Linked DNA regions of Homo sapiens: region 1 is linked to region 2. Evidence: chromatin contacts called from ENCODE Hi-C or POLR2A ChIA-PET data. All regions are on one chromosome and are shown on one strand. The core of a region is the stretch at or near the end of the contact, and the rest is flanking DNA. Distances in the headings are between cores, read along the strand shown.

Region 1 (3,753 bases), core at 1,254-3,753, 6.6 Mb before region 2:
GGACCCCCCAAATTAACTTTACTTCACTATAGCTTAATAAATAAATAGGTAAAAAACATACTATGAAAAATTTTACTTATGCTCTTGGCTGATGGTTTAAAAAAAAGTAGAATATGAGAGTATGAGAAATTGTCCAGATATTCCTAGAAACCCTTGAGGATCCAATTACAAATACTGAAGGCTAAACTATTTCATTTCTAAGATCAAGTTTTTGGTTAAAGGAAAGAAACTATTCTGCCAAATGTATATGAAACATGGAATTTTAAATCTAGATATAGTTCTCAAAAAATGTTCAATTAGTACAGCCACATAAAGTGTTTCGAAAAACGAAAGAGGATCCCGTCCCTCCGAGAACAAATATGAAAACATTCTACCCACTACTTAATAATTACAGACACCTGTCCTAGTTCTTCAACACGGAGCCCTCTGTTAATCTGCTACAAACCTCTCTGCTGCTTGCTGTTTTCAGTGAGTCAACTGAGGCAATGTGTTTCCACAGTGCAGGAGACACACCTACCAAGGCAGCAGGAGCAGTTACCAACGATGGCTTGGCCCCTTTCTACCTGCGCACCCTTGGATGTGACTTCACCTGTGATTCAGTTGCCACATCTATAAATGAAGCTACACATGGTATTGCTGTAAGGAATGAACACAGCAAAGCATCTGAAGCCTATGGTCAGCAGTCAGCTGACAAACGTCAGCCACAAAGCAAACAGGATGCTCCCTGCACTGCACTGGAGTCACTGACATACTGGTTTGTTTTCCCCACCAGACTCTAAGCTGCTTAAGGATAGGGGCTTGTGGTGCTCACTTTTGGATTAACATTTCAACAGCTTATAGAGTTGAGGTTGCAGAAAGCACCCGACAAGCTCGTTAAATAAACAAATGCTGTGTGACTACAGGAGCAGTAAGTGATCTGCTGAGCCAAGATCAACTCAACATTTCTATAAAAGCGGTTCAATGATAGCCAAGAAAGTCTAGTACACACACCCAGCAGTCCCCGTGTCCACAGTTCAGACTGACTCAGTGTTACGTTGTACAGCATCTATGCTACTGCTTGGGTGTACGAAAATCTAAACGCCGTAAGGGGGTTACTCTTTTCCTTAAGAACGTAATCTACAGAGCTCTAACAGTTCAGGGTGTAGGCGGTTTGGCTTCAGACCACAGTTTACTCAGCGACCCGGCAAAAGGAAGTGCTGAGAAGTTGCTCCCCTGGCAACCGCCTCCTGAACCCATGTGACGGGTTTGTTTTCAGTTATCCAGCAGGGTAGCATGTTTGCTGCCGCGACCAATGGCCTTTCAGTCCCGCTGCTCACCAGTTCCCCAGGCGGCCAATCCGGGGCGGCTGGCGCGGGATGACAGCTGGGGCTGTACCCGGACGCCAGGAGGGAAGGGCCCTCAGTCAGCTTGGCACAGCACCTGCTTGAACAGCCAATTATCTCCCTGCCTCATCTCCATCACTGTGCTTCCTCAAACTTCAGAGAGCTGTGGCCCGAACCCGCCCTCGGGGGTGCCAGGTCCTCTCTACCCCTCCTTCATTTCTCTAAATCCCAAGACTGGAGATGCACACTTTCAATCTGTGGATAGTTCCAGTTTCAAATGCATGTTTCTTATAGGCTGAAAAGTACTTTCAACCGAAAAGACACCCTTTTTACTTCCAGAAGAACCAGGAGGGGTACTCACCAGCTGCTGTCCCGCAGCAGGGAGGGACCCACCAGGCGGAGGAAAAGATGGTGGCGATCACCTCCTCGGGGAAGAGAGTGACATTCCTCTGGATCTGCAGCAGGTTGAGCACCAGGGCTAGGACCACCCCAACCGAGAAGAGCACGAGGCTCCTCTGCAACAGGCGATGATGCCAGGTGTTGGGGTAGGGGCTGCCGGGCTCGGGGCCGCTCATCGCAGCACTGCGGCCCCTGGGCGCGGGGTCAGCGTCCGGGGCACCGTGGGCCGCCAGCAGGGAGGGCCCGGACACGGAAACGTTGATCATCTCCCCAACCTTGGCCGCCAGCCCCGCGGCGCTGGCTCGCGGGGGGCCTCGGCGCCTCGCGCTGTGCGCACAGGAGCAGCTCCAGAAGTGGTCGTGCAATCTGGGCATCGGTCACACGCGTCCAAGAGGCGCTTCCTGGAAGAAGGGGGTCATCAAGTTCACTCAGAAGAGACAAAGAGCGAGGAAGGCCCCGCGGGACGCGAACCCCGGCACCCGGGCCAGGCGGCAGCGCCGCCCCCCAAGGTTAGACCCCCGTGCGCCCGCCCGGGGCCAGCGGCGGACGGGACCCGCGCTCACAGCGAGCAGCATCCCCGGCCCCAGCGGGACCCGCGTCCCAAAGACCCAACAGGGCCCGCGCCCGCCTACCTCCGGGGAGGACCGGCTGCTGCGCGACCAAAGCCCGCCCGCGACCCCTATCCCAGCCGGCCGCGTACCTGGCCGAGAGGCGCCCGCCCGCCGGCTCTCCGAACGGAGGCGGGGCGGGGGAAAGGAGGAGTCACGGCCCGGGACGGCCGCAGCGCCTGGCGGGCGCGCGGGTTTATATGGCGGGCCGCGGGGCCCGCATCACGTGAGCCTGCCCGGCCTACCCACCGCCCGCGCGCACCGCCCAGGGGCGTGGCCTGAGCTTGCCCCGCCCCGCCCGCGAGCCCGTCCGCACGCGGTCTGGTGAGGCGGCCGCAACCAATGGGAGGCCGGCGGCCCATATGACGTGCGCACACGCCACCGCCGGCCCGCGCGCACTCGGGCGGGAGCCTCGGCACGGACTGCGGGGCGCGTGGCGGCTGCGGGGCACGCGGGCCCGAGCGGGACTGGCCGGCTGCGAGTGGGCGGCCGCGGAGCTGGGGCCTGGGAGGGGACGGTCCTGCCGGGAGGAGGCGGAGGCAGGACAGGGTGGGGTTGCGGGCCCGGCGCCGCCCCTCCCGGCTCCTGGCTCCCCTCGCCTGGTGTCCCGCGCCTGGCCGGGAGGCGGCGGGTCTCGATCGCGCGGGCCTCCCTGGAGGGGCGCGGGCTCTGGCGGCGGGGAGGCCCCTGCTCAGCGCAATGGCGGGCTTGCATCCTTGGGTGATTTTTTCGGGCCCCTTGTGGCCTTTGCTCACGCCTAGAGAGCAAACCACCCGCACCACCCAGGAGCAGATAAAATCGAGACCACAGCCTCCAAGGGAGCGCGCCTCCATCCTGTTTGCCCCTCGGGTCGCCGTCTGAGGGCGGGCCCGTGCCCGCTCAGAGCCTACATCCGAGTCGTATAAAGCGCTGACAGCAGAGAAAGCTGCGGCTTTGCTCCGTGCAGATGAGCAGGGGCTGAGGGAGGACGCTGTGCTCTCAGTAGCCGCGCTTGGCCCGGGGACCCTGCAGGCTTAGAAACGTGAGTCACGCCTGCAGCGTGGCGAGGAAACGCCGTTGATGTGGCATCCTCAGCCTGGGGTTGTGGCTTTAAGCCAGAAGGTCAAAAAAAGAAGTCTTCCTGAGCTGAGACTGCCCTGAGTCGCTTTAGGGGCGAAATTCCGAGCATCCGGTTGCATTTCCTGAGGATGACACGCGTGGTGGGTGTGGACGGCCTACAGGGGTCCATCCTCAGCGGCCCCTCTGCAGGGCAGTCTCGCTCTCACTCTCCCAGCTGACTCCTCTCAAGCCTGTTAACCATTGTACACGTTCCCAAGGACTCCAAGCAGGTTGGACTTCAGGGAACATTGCAGTTTGGGTCTTGGCCATTGTTTACACTCCACCTTGCATAAGTGCTTGAGGATCACACAACCAGATACGTAGAT
Region 2 (3,676 bases), core at 942-3,441:
CAAATAAGGAATATCTCCTGCGCTGGAGGAATTCACAATCGGAAATGTATGGGAAATAAGGCTGTCATGTAGTTAATTACAGCTAGAAGATAATATTCAGTAAGTGGCAAGAGTCTAATGAACTGTAATATCTAAGGAAACCATGCAGAATCAGCTCAGGCATGCGTGTCTGTCTTCTGATGTGGTACACACATTAGGAGTGGGGGGTGGGGCTGGCTATAAGGACCTGAGCATGTGGCTCTCAGGGAGGGAGGCTTTTATAAATTGGTGAAAAACCCTAGCATATCTAAATTTGGTTTGTTTTTTGACAAAATCGTTTTTAAAAGATGAAGCCAATGAGAAAAAAAGTTTAACATATTTAGAAAGCAATTCAGCCATCCCTCTCAAGCTTAAGGAACACTCTCCTGAAACCTCCAAAAATGGGCATTAATAGAGTTAAAGCGAGCCAGTCTTGTGTTTGCATGCTTTGGAATTTGAAATGTAACGCAACTATTTCGACTCACCATGGAAAACAACAAATAGAACCTTCAAGTAAAACATTTTTCAATATCCAAAAACAAACCTTCTTTAAACAAAGAAAAATCTCATCTCCAAATATCTTTTTCAAACAGAATGACTGGTTTTACATTTTAAACATCATTACATATTTTACTACGTAATACACTCTCCAGGATTTCAGAAAATCGGGTACATTTTCGGGTGCACCATGAAATGAAGTGTTAAACTTAAAACTGCACACACTTCTGCGAGGCGTTAAGCTATGCTTAGGTCCTAGAAGCTCATGGCTTGAAGTAAAAAAGGAATCTAGTTCCTCTTCTGCCGCTTCGTTAAGTGCATTCCAAAAAGTGTGATCGTTTACTCCACTCAGAACTTTTGACGATTTTAATGCTACTACAGGAAAGAGCAATTACACAGAGCAAACAAATATTTAAGTAGACTGCAATTCAGTATTTGCGCACTTACCACTAACCCCTACTACGAACCAGAAGCAACCAAGAGTGACCCAATCGGAAAAGAGAATCCTCTTTTTGGCAAAGCCAGCCAGGGAGAAAACCCTAACTTTGGGGATTCATTTCAAGGAATGTCTACAAGCATTCCTCTCTTTCTTATCTTATGTCTGCGCTACACAATACTGCACGGGTGGCAGAAACGGGGGTCTTTCAGATCTTAAGGGAAAAAAAAGCGACGACCCCCGAGTCTGGGGACCCCAAGTCCCAGCGGCCTGGCGGGCGCACGGCTACCCTCAGGGTCAGGGCGCGCGCTCCCGTTGGGACCGGGGGCGCGCCGAGGCCGCAGCGCAGGGCCCGGCCCGACTAGCGAGCGATAGGCGGGCGCCGGGGGGCTCTGTCCGGTTCGGCCGCCGGGCTAGCATCCCTGCGCGCATGCCCCGGCCCGCTCTCCCAGGAGAACGGGGCAAAAGGGCGACTGTTACCCAATAATAGCGCCCTGCACGTTCGCAACAATGCAGGCGGGGAACCCGAGAGCCGCGGGCAGGGAACCGGAAAGCGAGAGAGCCCGGCTCCGCGGCTGCTCCTGCGCTTGAGCCCAGAGCTCACAGGGGAACACGCGTCGGCCGGAAAGCAGCGCCGGGAAGAAGCGTGGGCGCGAGGGGGCAAGGGCACGGGTCCCGGCGTCCCGCGGAGGTCGCCTCACCAGGCGAGGCGCGGACGCCCGAGCCGCCCCGGGCCACACGTCGGCCCACCCTCCGAGAACCCAGCCCGGTCGCGGCGGGGAAAGGGGCCGGCGCCACCAGGCCGCCGCCTCCAGGCGCGATGAATCGTGCTTTTTCCCAGTGCGTAGTCCAGGCCTGGCCGCCCCGGCCCGTCCGGGGTGACTCAGGGCCCGGCCCCGCTCGCTCCTCTGCCACCTTCGGCGTCCTCCGCCCACGAGTCCCCCGGCCCGGCCGCCATTCTGCCCGGCCGCGTTTCGGCGGCTCAGGCCTCGCCAGGCGCCTGGTTTCGGCCGTCGCGGCCCGAGTCACTGCGACACCGCGGCTCGGGGCCGGGCCTGCGCCGCCGCCGCCGCCGCCACCTCCTCTCGGCCCCGGCGGCTGCCGACACTCACCCGCATCTCTGTGGTGCCCCAAAGGCTCCCGCGACGCCTCCGCCTGGTCCCTGGGCCTGGGCCCCGGCGAAAGCCCCGTCCCGCCAAGGTCTAGCTGCGTCCCTCAGCTACCGGGGCTGCCCCGCCTGGAGCTGCGTGCGACACGGCGCCCGCCTCCTCCTCCTCCCCTGCCCGCCCGGCCCTCCTCCTCCCGCCGCCGCCGCCTGCACCACGCAACCTCCGCCCTCTCGCCTTCCCTGCGCGGCTCCCCGCCCTCTCGGCCTCACCGGCTCCGGCGACCGCGGGGGAGAAGCTGTTGGGGGAGGGCCGGAACGCACCGCCATCGGCGTCCGGGGCGGGGGAGCCGGGAAACCGTCGTCGCCATCGCCCCGCCAGCCCGAGGCGCGGGAGGGGCCCGGAAAGCTCCCTCCCGCCCGCTCGCCGCTGCCGGCGGCCCCGGGGGCGCCCCTTCCGCGGCCGAGGCCCCCGCTCGCGTGGGGAAGCTTCTACCTGCGAGCCTGCGGCCCCTGCCCCCGGCACCCGAGACATCCCCGACCCGGCGCGCCGGATTCTCTGCCAGGTTTTACAGCCTCCCTCGCCTTGGGACCGCCGCGGAGGACCCGTTCCCGCCACTTCGGACCTCGCGAGCGGGGCTGAGCTGCTTGGGTCGGGGACACCACCAGCCTCTGGAGAAACGGCCCGAAGCACCCCGAAGAAGAGGGGGTCCCAGTCCCCTGCCCCTCCCTTGTGCGCACCCCCACCCCCAGCTTGCCTGGAACCTGACTCCACACCTTTGTCGACCGGGACAGGGACTGGGGGTTGCACCCCAGATCAGAAAGTCAGAGGTGGCCCTCCGAATCGGCGCGGACTTCCGAGGAACCTCAGCCAATTCTCGACCCCCTTACCACCTGCAAGGCCTTAGGAATCGGCTCCAGAAAGCTCGAGCTTATCTGCGTGTTTCGTTTTAAAAATCACTTCTAAGATAAAACCTAACTAGGCTTTCCCCTTCAGACTTTCAGTAACTCCTGTTTGGCAAATTTTGACATTCACTCTATCCTTCGTCTTTGTAAGGACATATCAAGACTTAGAAGGCTTTGATTACACATACGGATGGCATGAGTCGTGATATAAAATAGTATTGTTTTCACGTGTACTTCGAAGTCATCTCATTTGAAATTAACTGTCATAATTGACTATTTGGAATATTCAACCTAAATACTACCCGCTGCTGTGGTGACGGGGGGTGGAGGAAGCGTGGTGGAACCCCAACACCTAGTGAGGGGTGGCTGATTAATACCACGGCTCACAACATAACAGAGCGGCTCATTCCATGAACAACCCCGGGGGGATTTCGAATTCTATCATCTGGGCAAAAGATGTGATGAGTGTAACTTCCTGTTTTCTCCAAACTAAAACACTACGCAGATTCCTGTACCGCTCTGGGACAGAAATCCTCAGCCAGAGCAGAGGCCGTCCCCAGAGTCCACACTGTTTCCTGCATAAAGTGGGTTATCTCAGAAGAAACATCCCACTGGTCTGTGTGATCCTTCTATTGAAATGTGGTCTTTTATCTACATCTAAGTATCTCTAGAAGTAATGCGTTTGTATGTACTTGTCACTCAGATATGTAATC

The links. A loop is a pair of places that touch in the nucleus more often than their neighbours do. ChIA-PET counts read pairs that join two places held with the same protein, here RNA polymerase II (POLR2A). Pooled maps may share reads with other maps.
Region 1: a loop to region 2 is called in a map of CD8-positive, alpha-beta T cell, with 17 times the contacts of the local background. The contact joins the promoter of INSIG1 here to the promoter of CUL1 in region 2. A Hi-C loop is called at or near these places in 1 of 168 maps with a recorded cell type or tissue (CD8-positive, alpha-beta T cell), 2 of 37 single-sample maps with no recorded cell type and 11 of 50 pooled maps. POLR2A ChIA-PET finds 5 or more read pairs at or near these places in 1 of 52 experiments (activated T-cell).

Annotation. Positions count from the first base shown.
Region 1 is chr7:155,296,628-155,300,380 of GRCh38, reverse strand. INSIG1 (insulin induced gene 1) reads right to left here and starts at 2,503. Exons shown (of 6, transcript NM_005542.6): 1 at 2,422-2,503; 2 at 1,684-2,122. The coding sequence starts at 2,095. It overlaps INSIG1-DT (INSIG1 divergent transcript), which reads left to right and starts at 1,401. Exons shown (of 2, transcript NR_183448.1): 1 at 1,401-2,230. RefSeq lists enhancers at 978-1,047, 3,458-3,507 and a silencer at 2,168-2,997.
Region 2 is chr7:148,697,418-148,701,093 of GRCh38, reverse strand. It overlaps CUL1 (cullin 1), which reads right to left and starts at 2,191. Exons shown (of 22, transcript NM_003592.3): 1 at 2,065-2,191. RefSeq lists silencers at 1,187-1,286, 1,587-2,616, 3,277-3,336 and enhancers at 1,164-1,889, 2,957-3,006.